2 separate regions of the Homo sapiens genome follow, and region 2 is linked to region 1. A link is an interaction called in ENCODE POLR2A ChIA-PET data of the cell type or tissue named here. Cell type or tissue: GM12878. All regions are shown on one strand. Each heading gives the region's core, and the rest is flanking DNA. Links, peaks and the distances in the headings are about the cores only.

The links. Peaks named below come from ENCODE experiments on the same cell type or tissue, not always from the same donor. Only the 100,000 strongest peaks of a DNase experiment are listed, where the experiment ranks them.
Region 2: POLR2A ChIA-PET joins it to region 1 with 13 read pairs; 6 of 35 experiments call an interaction of 5 or more read pairs at or near these places.

The regions. Positions count from the first base shown.
Region 1 is chr19:49,885,738-49,893,693 of GRCh38, reverse strand. It overlaps TBC1D17 (TBC1 domain family member 17), which reads right to left. Exons shown (of 17, transcript NM_024682.3): 14 at 6,121-6,218; 15 at 5,860-5,976; 16 at 5,377-5,463; 17 at 4,944-5,270. The coding sequence ends at 5,070. IL4I1 (interleukin 4 induced 1) reads left to right here. Exons shown (of 8, transcript NM_152899.2): 6 at 2,221-2,289; 7 at 2,587-2,723; 8 at 3,094-4,040. The coding sequence ends at 4,024. It overlaps MIR4750 (microRNA 4750), which reads right to left and starts at 5,519; the gene lies at 5,464-5,519. LOC124904743 (a long non-coding RNA gene) reads left to right here and starts at 6,218. Exons shown (of 4, transcript XR_007067293.1): 1 at 6,218-6,500; 2 at 6,931-7,248. RefSeq lists enhancers at 1,612-2,278, 2,279-2,947, 2,948-3,615 and silencers at 2,983-3,172, 3,403-3,572. In GM12878, for the core only: a CTCF peak has its summit at 3,474; no DNase peak of the experiment used is centred there; H3K4me3 peaks cover 1,168 bases; H3K27ac peaks cover 619 bases.
Region 2 is chr19:49,718,414-49,725,243 of GRCh38, reverse strand. It overlaps the pseudogene RPS9P4. Among named protein-coding and RNA genes, the nearest start is that of CPT1C, 31 kb to the right of the region's middle. RefSeq lists an enhancer at 3,384-3,884. In GM12878, for the core only: no CTCF peak of the experiment used is centred there; no DNase peak of the experiment used is centred there.

The DNA of each region.
Region 1 (7,956 bases), core at 2,201-6,200:
TTAGCTTCCCCGTAAACACTGCTGACCCCAAAGCTGCATCAGCTTTTGGCCTCTTCCCCTTTCACCCACACACTGTCCTGGATAACCTCCCCAGTCTCCACCTCTGGCTTAAACATAGATCCATGGGCTGATGGAGACATCTGCCTCCCGAGACCCTGATCTGTGTCCCTCCCCAGGACACTGGGCTCAGAAGCTTCCCCTAAACCTGTTCCTCCTCCCGGTGCCCCCATCTCACGATGGCCCCACCATCCCGCAGTCACGGGCAGACCCCTAGGAGCCATCCTCCTCCTGACCTCCTCCTCGCCCACCTCCCCCACCATCAGTGCCCACCCCTGCCGCCTGACGCTTGTGCCCTGCTCCCCTCTGCCTGCCCCAGCTCAGGCCTCCTCCTCTGCCCTGGACCCTCCCCCAGCCTCCTCTCAAGCTGCCCAGGCTCTAGTCTCCCCAGCCTGGTACCAGAAACGTCTTCCCACACACCCAGAGTGATGCTGCTCACAGCCCCCAGTGGCTCCCCGCTGCCTCCAGGACAAAGTCTGATCTTTTCAGGCTCAGCTTTGAGCCCTGACTGGCCTTCCCTTCTGCACCCCTCCAGCCTCATGCTCTTTTCTCCTCTAAGAAATTTTTGTCCTCATGGTGGTCCACATGCCCCCAGCTCTGTGTTCCTCACACCCACTATACCTGTGTATCACCCTCCCTTTCCAGAATGCCTTTCCCTTCCCCACACAGGAACTCCTGCTCAGCCCTCAAGAACTAGCTCCAATGTCCCCTCCTCCAGGAAGCCTTCCCTGATACCTTTAGGGAGGAACTGGCCACACCCAACATCCCCTCCCCACCCAGGTCAGAGCCCACTTGCCCATCTCCCCTTCTAGACCAGGATGGGGGCCATGTCCAGGTCATTTCTATGCCTTGACACTGACTGGTTTGGGAGTCTGAGAGATGCGAGATGCATGAGTGAGTGAAGGGGCACTGCCTTCCCTCTGAGGTCCTGGCCAGAAGGGGGAAGCCAGGTGGACCAAGAAGAAGGCTGAAATTAGATGGGGGCAGCAAGGCTTCTGGGAGGGGGTGAGATTCGAACAAAGTGCTGAAGAACACGCACTCATGTGCCACGCAAAGACAGGCAGGGAAACAATAGGTGCCAGATGTGTAGGTGGGAGAGCCCTGAGGGCAGGTGGTCTGGGCACTGTACACTGTTCACAGAACCAGAGCTGCCATAAAAGACATGGACTGAGGTAAGTGGGGATCTTGGTTCTGCTGAGATTCAGGGCAAAGAGAGTGACCATGAGGCCTTCCCCAGAGAGTCAGAAGGCGGGTACCTGGCACGCAGTGGCTCACGCCTGTAATCCCAGCACTTTGGGAGGCCGAGGCAGGCAGATCACTTGAGGTCAGGAGTTCGAGACCAGCCTGACCAACATGATGAAACCCTGTCTCTACTAAAAATGCAAAAATGAGCCAGGTGTGGTGGCAGGCGCCTGTAATCCCAGCTACTTGGGAGGGTGAGGTGGGAGAATCACTTGAACCTGGGAGGCAGAGGTTTCAGTGAGCTGAGATGGCGCCACTGCACTCCAGCCTGGGCAACAGAGCGACACTCCATCTCAAAAAAAAAAAAAAAAAAAAAAGACATTGAGGGGCTAGCAGGGGCCTTGAACATGAGGCTGAGGGGCAAGAATTCTGTGGCTCCAGGCACTGGGGAGCTACAGGAGGGCTGTGGGCAGGGGACGGACGGTAGATAAACTTCTCAGCCATCATGCCCTGTCAGCACTGACCAGTGGCACAGGGGACCAGCTTCTGTCCGTGGCCACAGTGATTCAGGCAACAAATAATCACTGAGCCCCCGGGAGGACACAGCACGCCTGGGACCCTCTCCCAGTCTCCTCTCCAGCTGCCCACATCCCTGCCTCCATGGAGCTCACAGTCTGGCTGGCTGGCTGAAAAATAGGCAAAATAACACGCAACCGGGATGAGCTGTGACCAGCCGGGCCAGCCGAATGAGGGGGGATGGGCGGCGTTAACAGTTCGGTAATATCGGAGGAGCAGTGGCATCTGAGTTGCCGTGGAGGGCAAGGCGGAGGGCATGGTGTGGGCAAAAGCCCAGGGGCTTGAGAGTGGTGAATGGCCAGCCGTGGGCAGAACCACGAGGAGAAGCCGAGTGTGGGCTCCAGGCCCGGCCTCCACCCTGGCTGCCCGGGCAGCTCAGCACCATGTCTGCTTCTTCCACAACAGGCCCTCAAAGACCTCAAGGCACTGGGCTGCAGAAAGGCGATGAAGAAGTTTGAAAGGCACACGCTCTTGGTAAGTGGGGATCTTGGTTCTGCTGAGATGCAGGGCAAAGAGAGTGACCATGAGGCCTTCCCCAGAGAGTCAGAAGGCGGGTACCTGGCACCCTAGTCCTGCCACCGCCTTCCTGCCTGACCCGGGGGCTGGACACGCCCCCTGTCTGGACCTCCGTTTCCCTCATCTGTCAGAGAGTGGGGACAGGATCCTACGGTCCAAGGACATGTCATGGGACCAGGAGGCCCAGCTGCGGAGGGGCTCTCTCAGGGGTGCAGCCTGCCTGGGCCCTAACCTCGGCCTGTGCCCAACCTGCAGGAATATCTTCTCGGGGAGGGGAACCTGAGCCGGCCGGCCGTGCAGCTTCTGGGAGACGTGATGTCCGAGGATGGCTTCTTCTATCTCAGCTTCGCCGAGGCCCTCCGGGCCCACAGCTGCCTCAGCGACAGACTCCAGTAAGGGGCGGGGCTGGCGGGCAGGGGGGGGGGGCGGGGGGCAATCAGGGAAAGTAGCAGGGAGTGGGAGGAGCCTCTGGGTCTGGGGGCGGGGCTGTTGTGAAGGGCGTGGCCTAATTGATGGTCGCGGGGCTAAGGGTTCCCAGATAAAGGACACGGCCTAGGGGAGAAGTGGTGGGGTCCCTGGTGACACAATCCACTACTCCTGCGGCCTTTGGGATGTCAGGGACGGGCGGGGTCGGGAGAGGTGGATGACGGGGGAGCGGGCCGGTGCCCATAAGGGCCAGCTGCCGGGGTGGGTGGGGCAAGGCAGAGGGGCAGGGCCGCAGAGCCCAGGTCACGCCCCCACCCCGCCCCGCCCCGCCTGCAGGTACAGCCGCATCGTGGGTGGCTGGGACCTGCTGCCGCGCGCGCTGCTGAGCTCGCTGTCCGGGCTTGTGCTGTTGAACGCGCCCGTGGTGGCGATGACCCAGGGACCGCACGATGTGCACGTGCAGATCGAGACCTCTCCCCCGGCGCGGAATCTGAAGGTGCTGAAGGCCGACGTGGTGCTGCTGACGGCGAGCGGACCGGCGGTGAAGCGCATCACCTTCTCGCCGCCGCTGCCCCGCCACATGCAGGAGGCGCTGCGGAGGCTGCACTACGTGCCGGCCACCAAGGTGTTCCTAAGCTTCCGCAGGCCCTTCTGGCGCGAGGAGCACATTGAAGGCGGCCACTCAAACACCGATCGCCCGTCGCGCATGATTTTCTACCCGCCGCCGCGCGAGGGCGCGCTGCTGCTGGCCTCGTACACGTGGTCGGACGCGGCGGCAGCGTTCGCCGGCTTGAGCCGGGAAGAGGCGTTGCGCTTGGCGCTCGACGACGTGGCGGCATTGCACGGGCCTGTCGTGCGCCAGCTCTGGGACGGCACCGGCGTCGTCAAGCGTTGGGCGGAGGACCAGCACAGCCAGGGTGGCTTTGTGGTACAGCCGCCGGCGCTCTGGCAAACCGAAAAGGATGACTGGACGGTCCCTTATGGCCGCATCTACTTTGCCGGCGAGCACACCGCCTACCCGCACGGCTGGGTGGAGACGGCGGTCAAGTCGGCGCTGCGCGCCGCCATCAAGATCAACAGCCGGAAGGGGCCTGCATCGGACACGGCCAGCCCCGAGGGGCACGCATCTGACATGGAGGGGCAGGGGCATGTGCATGGGGTGGCCAGCAGCCCCTCGCATGACCTGGCAAAGGAAGAAGGCAGCCACCCTCCAGTCCAAGGCCAGTTATCTCTCCAAAACACGACCCACACGAGGACCTCGCATTAAAGTATTTTCGGAAAAAGCCGTGTGGTCCAGCCTCCCCCGTGGCTCAGTTACTTCCCCAGTTTGCCTGCATCGGAACCACTAGCCCTGCAGTTAGCAGGCGCCACGCCCATCCTGGAGCCCCCCCAAAAATCTGCCCCTCACTTCTTCCTGGACAGTGGGGCTCCAGAGGAGGGTGGGGGGTGGTGCGCACAGAGGGAACCGGAAGGACGCCCTGCACCACCGGGAAATGGCAATCACAGCGACCACCTCTGTCACGAGGCTGAAGTCCAGATGGGCCCTAATGCAAGTAACAGAAAGCCCAGCTGACAGTGGCTGAACAGGAGGTGATTTTTCTCACAAGCAGCAGCTGGGAGGGCAGGCTCCCCAGAGTGCATCTCTGCAGGCCCTTCCACCTTGGTTATGTCCGGGAAGTGTTCCCACACAGCTACCAGGTCGCCGCCACAGCCCAGAGCACCCTATCCTCTTCCAAAAACCCCAAATCAGGCCGGGCGCGGTGGCTCACGCCTGTAATACCAGCACTTTGGGAGGCCAAGGCAGGCAGATCACCTGAGGTCGGGAGTTCAAGACCAGCCTGGGCAACATGGTGGAACCCCATCTCTACCAAAATTACAAAAATCAGCCGGGTGTGGTGGCACACGCCTGTAGTCCCAGCTACTCAGGAGGCTGAGGCAGGGTAATTGCTTGAACCCGGGAGGCGGAGGCTGCAGTTAGCCGAGATCTGCCACTGCACTCCAGCCTGGGCGACAGAGCAAGACTCCATCTCATAAAACAAACAAACAAAAAAACAAATCAGGCAACTCAGGAAGCCCTGCCTCCACAAACCCCAATCATTCACCCTAGGCTCTGCCCAGCCACCATCCCCTCCTCAACCAGGTCAGAGCCCACTTGGCAGCCTTCCCCCCACCAACAAGAAGCCAACTGCACATGAGAAGTGTCAGTTTAATGAAGCCAGCTTATCAGCAGGGCGGCGGAGCACACCTGCCCCCTCGCAGGTGTGCCTGGCTCGGGCTAAAGTGCCTGTGCAGAACGAGGCTGCCTGGCGGGGTTAGGAGTCGGCGCCCTCGTCCTCCTCCTCGGGCAGGATCTCCAGGCTGCTGTCGGGCTGCGGGGCTGTGTCCGTGGAGGGCGGCGGGGTGGGCGGGGCCCGGGTGGGCGACAGAGGCAGCGGGGAGGCGGTGGGCGAGGGGCTGTGGGGCTCTGCGGGCGGGGCCAGCCCCAGGATCTCCTGCACGTTGTGGGGCAGCTCCTGGAGGCACGGGATGAGAGAAGCGAAAAGCGGAAGGTGAAGGTGAGAAGGGGGCGGGGGTCGGTCGGGGTTCGGGCGGGGCGCTGCGGGGCGGACGGGGACTCACGGGGCAGGCGGTTAGCTGGCGGTGCAGGGCCTCGGCGCGGGTCAGCACGTCCTCCACGCTCAGCTTCATAGTCAGCTCGTTGATGTGCTGCGGGAGGGGGTGGGTCAGGCGCCAGTCGGCACTCAACCACCTCCGCCCGAGCGCCCACTCTGTGCTTCGTGCTGGGAAACAATGAAGACACACCGGGCTGGCCCTCTGGGGGCTCAGAAGTGCGCTGGGCGAGACATGCTTCTCAGGCCTCCGGGAGCATTCTGAGCACGTACTCGGGGAGGGAAGGTCCCCACCCACCTGCCCGGAGGACCTTGCTGGGAGCAGGCATGGCATGGGGCAGAAGGGAAACCTACGCGGCCCCACCCCCACTGCGCTCCCAACTAACCAGGCTTTCAATAATCCCACACTAAACACCTGCTCCCCGGAGGTACTGCGGCCCTGGGCAGCGCCCAGCTCAGGGGGGACAGGGCGGGGGCGGGGCCGGAGCCTCACCTTGAGGATCTCATTGGAGCCGAAGCCGGACAGCATGAGGGTGTCCCTCTCCATGTCCAGGATGGCGCAGGCCACCAGCAGGTGCAGATTGGGGCCAGGGAGCCCTGTCCACAGCACCTGAGGGTGCGGGACAGAGGGAGGGAGGGAGGTCATAGCCCAGCCTGGGCCTGAGGTCCCACCAGGGTCTGTCCCTCTCCGCCCAACCTCCCAGGGCAGGTGAGCCCACCCCTTCAGGCCTCTCGCCCAAACTGGCTGGCCCACCTCCCACAGCCGAAGGACATCCGGGAAGGGGAATTCCCTCTTGAACCAGATGAGCAGCCACCGGAAACAGAAGCAGAGAGAGCCGGAGTCCTGGGAATCTGGGGGATGACATGGAGCCCACTCAGCCTTGCCCAGCGCTGGGACTGAGAGTTTGAGAAGTCATCCTGACTGGAAGACCTTCCCCAAGTCTAGGCAAGTGACTTATGCCTGGCTGGGGAACCTCGGAGGTGAGGCAGGAGCAGCCCTGAACGCGGGCCCTGCCCCTCCTTCCTCCCACTCTCCAGAGGAAGTGTGCTATTATACTTCCACATCTGCCATGGACATGGAAGGGAGGCAGGACGCCCAGCACGCCCGACGAAACAGACCTCTGCCCGCTGCTGGTGAGCGCTAAGGGAACTGACACTCCTAGATACGCTGTAGCAAAAATTTAAGCTGAAGGCCGGGTGCGATGGCGCACGCCTGTAACCCCAGCACTTTGGGAGGGTGAGGCGGGTGGATCACCTGAGGTCAGGAGTTCGAGACCAGCCAGGCCAACATGGTAAAACCCCATCTCTACTAAAAATACAGCCTGGCCAACGTGGTGAAACCCCATCTCTACTAAAAATACAAAAATTAGCTGGGATGGTGCCACACCCCTGTAATTCCAGCTCCTTGGGAGGCTGAGGCAGGAGAATCGCTTGAACCCGGGAGGTGGAGGTTGTAGTGAGCCGAGATCACACCACTGCACTCCAGCCTGGGTAACAGAGCGAGACTCCATCTCAAAAAGAAAAAAAAAATTAAGCTGGTGTTGAACCTTTTTTTCCCCCCAAGTTAACTCAAATGAAAGTGAGAGTCTGAGCATTCTAACCTTTGAGGAAAGTAACAACGGAGGACAAACTCTCCAAAGCTGTGTGAAAACAAGCACTGTCCTGAACAAAATTCCACTTCTTGGAAGTGAACCTAAAGAAGAAATTACCCAGACTATGCACCGTGATGAAAAACTGCAAAGGACCCGAATCTCCAGCAGGTCAAGTTACATCAAATCTACCACATCTTGCAGGTGGACACAATGCCGCGCAGTCAAGAAAAGTGATGTTTCAGAAGACTTTGAATGACCCAGAGGCAGCCTCTGTCCTTGTGCCCTAGGAGGTGATGCTTTTCTATGGCTTAGTTTCCTCATCAGTAAGGTGAGGACAGAGTATCTCAGCTCCCTCCCCCGGGGGTCCTAAAGCATCGAGGAAATGTTCATGAATAAGTTTAACTTATTATCATCACCATCTGCACTCAAGAAAAACAATGATATCAAACAGCAACTTTAACTTTCTTTTTTCTTTTTTTTTGAGACAAAGTCTCGCTCTGTCGCCCAGGCTGGAATGCAGTGGTGCAACCTTGGCTCAAGTGATTCTCCTGTCTCAGCCTCCTGAGTAGCTGGGATTACAGGTGCTCGCCACCACCCCCGGCTAATTTTTGTATTTTTAGTAGAGACGGGGTTTCACCATGTTGGCCAGGCTGGTCTCGAACTCCTGACCTCAGGTGATCTGCCTATCTTGGCCTCCCAAAGTGCTGGATTACAGGCGTGAGCCACCACACCCGACCTTTTTTTTTTTTTTTTTTTTTTTTGAGGCAAGGTCTCACTCTGTTGCCCAGGCTGGAGTGCAATGGCACAATCTCTGCTCACTGCTACCTCCCCCACTCCAGTTCGAGTGATTCTTGTGCCTCAGCCGATCCCAACAGCTGGGATTACAGGTGGGCGCCACCACGGCTGGCTAATTTTTTTGTATTTTTAGTAGAAACAGAGTTTTGCTATGTTGCCCAGCCTGGTCTGGAACTCCTGGCCTCAAGTGATCCACCTGCCTG
Region 2 (6,830 bases), core at 2,117-6,116, 170 kb after region 1:
ACCTGAGATCAAGAGTTCAAGACCAGCCTGGCCAGCATGGTGAAACCCCCATCTCTACTGAAAATACAAAAAAATTAGCCAGGCATGGTGGCAGGTGCCTGTAATCCCAGCTACTTGGGAGGCTGAGGCAGGAGAATCGCTTGAACCTGGGAGGCAGAGGTTGCAGTGAGCCGAGATCACGCATTGCACTCCAGCCTGGGCAACAAGAGCGATACTTTGTTAAAAAAAAAACAACAACAACAAAAAAAAACTTGCCCTATAAATGGCATTGAATAAGTGGTACAAAGTAGATACCATTGCCTGTAGGAGAGATGGCATGGGTATTATTATAGTACTGAGGCCAGGCCAGGTGGGTAACATTGCAGGAAAACAGTTTTAAAGGGACAGCCGTCTAGTTGGGAAGTTTCCTATGGGAGCAGGCGAGGTCTAATAAATAATTCGAATAGAGAGTGTTTCCTAAAGCAATGTCTAAGACGGCGAGGAAAAGAAACATCATTGTTGGCCGGGCATGGTGGCCCACCCCCATAATCCCAGCACTCTGGGAGGCTGAGGCAGGCGGATCACCTGAGGTCAGGAGCTTGAGACCAGCCTGGGCAACCTGTTGAAACCCCGTGTTTACTAAAAATACAAGAAATTAGATGGTCATGGTGGCAGGCACCTGTAATCCCAGCTACTCTGGAGGCTGAGGCAAGAGAATCACTTGAATCTGGGAGGTGGAGGTTGCAGTGAGCTGAGACCGTCCCACTGCACTCCAGCCTGGGCGACAGAGCAACACTCTGTCTCAAAAAAAAAAAAAAAAGGTGATACCAGTGGGCTGTGAGAGGTCCCCAAATGCCAGGCTCTTGACATCATCACGAGAAGTAAGGAATTCAAGGATGAGTCAGAAGATAGTGAAAGTAAGGAGACTTATTGCAAAGCAAAAAGTACACAAGAAAAAGGCATGTGGGCAGGCTCAAGAGAGAGTGACACAATGGGGTTAGGGCTACTACCTTTTCCTCTTTTTTTATTTTTTATTTATTTATTTATTTATTTTTTTTTTTGAGACAGAGTCTCGCTCTGTCCCCCAGGCTGGTGTGCAGTGGAGCGATCTCTGCTCACTGCAAACTCCGCCTCCCGGGTTCATGCCATTCTCCTGCCTCAGCCTCCCGATTAGCTGGGACTACAGGTGCCCTCCACCACGCCCGGCTAATTATTTTTTATTTTTTTTTTTTTGTATTTTTAGTAGAGACGGGTTTTCACCTTGTTAGTCAAGATGGTCTCAATCTCCTGACCCTGTGATCCACCTGCCTTGGCCTCTCAAAGTGCTGGGATTACAGGTGTGAGCCATTGCGCCCAGCCTATTTAGTTTTTTTGAGATGAAGTCTTGCTCTGTCACCCAGGCTGGAGTGCAGTGGCGCCATCTCTGCCCACTGCAACCTCTTCCTCCCAGGTTCCAGCGATTCTCCTACCTCATCCTCCCAAGTAGATGGGACTACAGGCATTCACCACCACACCCAGCTAATTTTTGTATTTTTAGTAGAGACGGGCTTTCACCATGTTGACCAGGCTTGTTGGGGTGATCAGACCCAACACCAGGTCGTGGGGGCTACGAAGTCCGGCGGAATCAAAGGAATGAGACAAAACAAGTTAAGAGTACATAGGATGGGTCCAGGGGGCCAACGCTGGTGTATGGAGGCTGCAAAGGCCCCGAGCTCTGGGAGCCCACACTATTTATTGGTAATCAAACAAAGAAGCAGGTGGTGAGGACGTGCGGACATGGGGGTAGAAAGGTAGTGGTGCACCAAGCGTAGCTATGACGGTTTAGCGTATGCTCTGCTAGTTGAGATAAAGGAGAACAGGTTCTTTTCACTCAAGACACAACCAGTTTATGATCTTGGGAGAGCAAGGAGCAAGGGGCCAGCGAGTCTGGACACATTCCAGAGGCTATGAGGGGTTTTATGCCCAGAGCCCTGGATTCTTTACAAGCCACGAGGGGTTTTATGTCCTGGGCTTAGATTGCAGTGTGGCAGGGCAGCCTTCCACCCTTAGGCACAGAGCTTGGTGTTCCATAGGCCACGAGGGGTTTGAGACCCTGGACCCAGGACATGTTCCAGACTCTTTTACATTATGTCAGACAAGCAAGCCCTGCCTCAGCTCTTCTTCCAAGTCCTGACCTGAGGTGATCCACCCACTTCAGCCTCCCAAAATGCTCCAAGTCCTGACCTGAGGTGATCCACCCACTTCAGCCTCCCAAAATGCTAGGATTATAGGCGTGAGCCACCACACCTGGCCCTAACACTCTGTACTTCTAAAACTTTGTTACTGGCCAGGGACAGTGGCTCATGCCCGTAATCCCAGCACTTTGGGAGGCCAAGGCAGGCGGATCACTAGAGTTCAGCAGTTTGAGACCAGCCTGGTCAACATGGTGAAACCCCATCTCTACTAAAAATTTAAAAGTTAGCCGGGAGTGGTGTCAGGCACCTGTAATCTCAGCTACTTGGGAGGCTGAGGCAGGAGAACTGCTTAAACCCAGGAGGTGGAGGATGCAGTGAGCCGAGATTGTGCCACTGCACTCCAGCCTGGGCGACAGAGCAAGACTGTCTCAAAAAAAAAAAAAAAAAAAAAAGGATGAAAAAGAGGTTTAATAGACTTACAGTTCCACATAGCTGGGGAGGCCTCACAATCATGGCAGAATGCAAAAGGCACGTCTTACATGGTGGCAGGCAAGAGAGAATGAGAGCCAAGCACAAGCGGAAACTCCTTATAAAACCATCTGATCTCATGAGACTTATTCACTACCGGAACAGTATGGGGGAAACTTCCCCCATGATTCAAGTATCTCCCACTGGGTTCCTCCCACGACATGGGGGAATTATGGGAGCTACAATTCAATATGAGATTTGGGCAGGGACACAGCCAAAACCAGATCAGGGGCCAATCTGGGGTTGCATTCCCTCCTCCCAATAAATGGCATGGCTTTGATTGCAAGTGGCCATTCCATTTGTGGTTTCATGGGGAGTGCCTAGAATCCTCTGTTTTTCCTCTACTGTAGAGCAGGTAGACAATAATATCCATTAGTCATGCCAAGTCAGGTCACAGGACATGGCCAACTTAACAAACTCTTCAATAAATTACTGGATTCTCCAAAAACTGGCCAAACTTATCCTTACATAAAGCCAAATCAGACTCAGAAAGAGGCGCACGTCCTCTATTTTATCGATTGATTGATATTTTTTGAGACAGTCTCTATCACCCAGCTGGAGTGCAGTAACATGATCTCAGCTCACTGCAACCTCTGCCTCCTGGGCTCAAGCAATTCTCCTGCCTCAGCCTCCCAAGTAGCTGGGACTAAAGGCATGACACCATACTAAGCTAATTTTTTGTATTTTTAGTAGAGACGGGGTTTTACTATGCTGTCCAGGCTGGTCTCAAACTCCTAACTTTGTGATCCACCCACCTCGGCCTCCCAAACTGCTGGAATTACAGGTATGACCGCCACACCTGGCCGCAAAGAACTATTTTTAGGCTAAAATTTCTGGTTTTCCAGTTTGTAATGACCTAGGCAGTATTCCAACCAAAAATAAATTTCTGGCCAGGTGCAGTGGCTCACGCCTGTAATCCCAGCTACTCGGGAGACTGAGGCACAAGAATCATTTGGGCTTGGGAAGAGGAGGTTGCAGTGAGCCGAGATTGCACCACTGCACTCCAGCCTGGGCGACAGAGTGAAACTCGGTCTCAAACAGGCTGGGCACGGTGGCTCACACCTGTAATCCCAGCACTTTGGGAGGCCAAGGCAGGTAGATCACGAGGTCAGGAGTTCAAGACCAGCCTGGCCAATATGGTGAAACCCCGTCTCTACTAAAAATATAAAAAATTAGGCCGGGCGCGGTGGCTCACGCCTGTAATCCCAGCACTTTGGGAGGCCGAGGCGGGCGGATCACGAGGTCAGGAGATCGAGACCATCCCGGCTAAAACGGTGAAACCCCGTCTCTACTAAAAATACAAAAAATTAGCCGGGCATAGTGGCGGGCGCCTGTAGTCCCAGCTACTTGGGAGGCTGAGGCAGGAGAATGGCGTGAACCCGGGAGGCGGAGCTTGCAGTGAGCCGAGATCCCGCCACTGCACTCCAGCCTGGGTGACAGAGCAAGACTCCGTCTCAAAAAAAAAAAAAAATAAAAATAAAAATAAAAAAAAAATTAGCTGGGTGTGGTGGTGCAGGCCTGTAGTCCCAACTACTTGGGAGACTGAGGCAGGAGAATCGCTTGAAATTGGGAGGCGGAAGTTTCAGTGAGCCATTGCACCACTGCACTCCAGCCTGGGCGACAGAGTGAGACTCCGTACAACAAAAAAAACAAATTTGAGTCTGGCTACCAGTACAACCACGCAACCTGAATCCAGGGCACCAAATACCAAAAGACCTGGGGCCTCCAGATATCAGTCACCAAGGGTCCCCACACCAAATGCCGAAAACCCTGGAGCATCCTGAGGGTGGCCAACAGTGAACCCCAAAGGCACAACTGAGGCTATGGAACAATGTGACTCCGGCATCCCAGAGTCAGAACAAAGGGGTTCCTCTCCAAAATAAAGAATTCAAAACAAGGAAAGTGCCCTACCTGATACAGAATAGCAAAAATTGCTCAAATAGCCAGAAGAAATGCTACCAGTCCAACAGTGAAATAAGCGTCATAAGCATGCATTTTGGCACTAAGAGCAGAAAAGTAAAATACGAGAAAAGGCCTGAGACAGGTGACAAGGCAGGTTATAAAGGGTGTGGCTGGGCTGGGTGTGGTGGCTCACACCTGTAATCCCAGCACTTTGGGAGGCCGAGGCGGGCGGATCACGAGGTCAGGAGATCGAGACCATCCTGGCTAACACGGTGAAACCCTATCTCTATTAAAAATACAAAAAATTAGCCGGGCATGATGGTGGGCGCCTGTAGTCCCAGCTACTTGGGAGGCTGAGACAGGAGAATCGCTTGAACCCGGGAGGCGGAGGTTGCAGTGAGCCGAGATCGCGCCAGTGCATTCCAGCCTGGGCGACAGAGCGAGACTGTCTCAAAAAAAAAAAAAAAGAAAAAAGAAAAAAAAAAAAAAAAGAAAAGGAAAAAAGAAAAGAAAAAGAAAGGAGCTCTTTCTCAGTGAACGGGTCCTGCACTCAGGCGCAGACGGGGAAGCGGAGCCAACATGCCAGTGGCCCGGAGCTGGGTTTGTCACAAAACTTATGTGACCCCGCGGAGACCCTTCGAGAAATCTCGTCTCGACCAAGAGCTGAAGCTGATCGGCGAGTATGGGTTCCGGAACAAACGTGAGGTCTAGAGGGTCAAATTTACCTTGGCCAACATCCGCAAGGCCGCCCGGGAACTGCTGACGCTTGATGAGAAGGACCCACGGCGTCTGTTTGAAGGCAACGTCCTGCTGCGGCGGCTGCTCCGCATTGGGGTGCTGGATGAGGGCAAGACGAAGCTGGATTACATCCTGGGCCTGAAGATAGAGGATTTCTTAGAGAGACGCCTACAGACCCAGGTCTTCAAGCTGGGCTTGGCCAAGTCCATCCACCACGCTGGCGTACTGATCCGCCAGCGCCGTGTCAGGGTCCGCAATCAGGTGGCGAACATCCCGTCCTTCATTGTCCGCCTGGATTCCCAGAAGCGCATCGACTTGTCTCTGCGCTCTCCCTATGGGGTGGCCGCCCCGGCCGCGTGAAGAGGAAGAACGCCAAGAAGGGCCAGGGTGAGGGTGGGGCTGGAGACGACGAGGAGGAGGATTAAGTCCACCTGTCCCTCCTGGGCTGCTGGATTGTCTCGTTTTCCTGCCAAATAAACAGGATCAGCACTTTACAATTGGAAAAAAAAAGAAAGAAAGGAAAGTAAGAGTAGCAACCTCATAGGCAGAGTAGCTCTGAGGATCGTTGGTTGGTTATTTTAATGGTTAGTTGTTGAATATATGCTAAATAAAAGGTGAATTACACATGGGTTTTCTAGATAAGAGGCAGGGAGTTCCCAGAACCTGGGCTTTCACCCCGTCCAGACCACACAGGGTAACTTTTCAGCATGGCCATGGCATTTGTAAACTGTCATGGTGCTGGTGGCAGTGTTTTTAGCATGTTAATGCATTACAATTAGCATATAATGAGCAGTGAAAGTAACCAGACGTCACTTCCTTTTTAGTTGTTGTTGTTTTTTGAGATGGAGTTTGGCTCTTGTTGCCCAGGCTGGAGTGCAATGGCGCGATCTTGGCTCACCACAACCTCTGCCTCCCGGGTTCAAGAAATTCTCCTGCCTCAGCCTCCCAGGTAGCTGGGATTACAGGCAGGCACCACCACGCCGGGCTAATTTTGTATTTTGAGTAGAGACAGGGTTTCTCCGTGTTGGTCAGGCTGGTCTCGAACTCCTGACCTCAGGTAATTCACCCGCCTCGGCCTCCCTAGGTGCAGGGATTACAGGCATGAGGCACCGGGCCCGGCCCCAGAGGTCCCTTTCATTGTCCTCTTGGTTCTAGCTGGTTTTAGCCAGTTTCTTTTGCTGTTTTCTGTCTTATGAGTGAGGTCTTGTGTCCTGTTGTCTTGGAAACCAGTCTTGCCAAATTCCTATCTCACTAGGGTATGAAAAACAAAGACAAAGGTTAGAGTTATTAAAAACTATACATTTGGATCAGGAGCCAGTGGACATAAAACTGAGCCTCTGGGCTGGGCCCAGTGGCTCACGCCTGTAATTCCAGCACTTTGGGAGGCCAAGGCGGGTGGATCACCTGAGGTTGGGAGTTCAAGACCAGCATGGCCAACACGGGGAAAACCTGTCTCTACTAAAAATACAAAAATTAGCTGGGCGTGGTTACGCACGTCTGCAATCCATT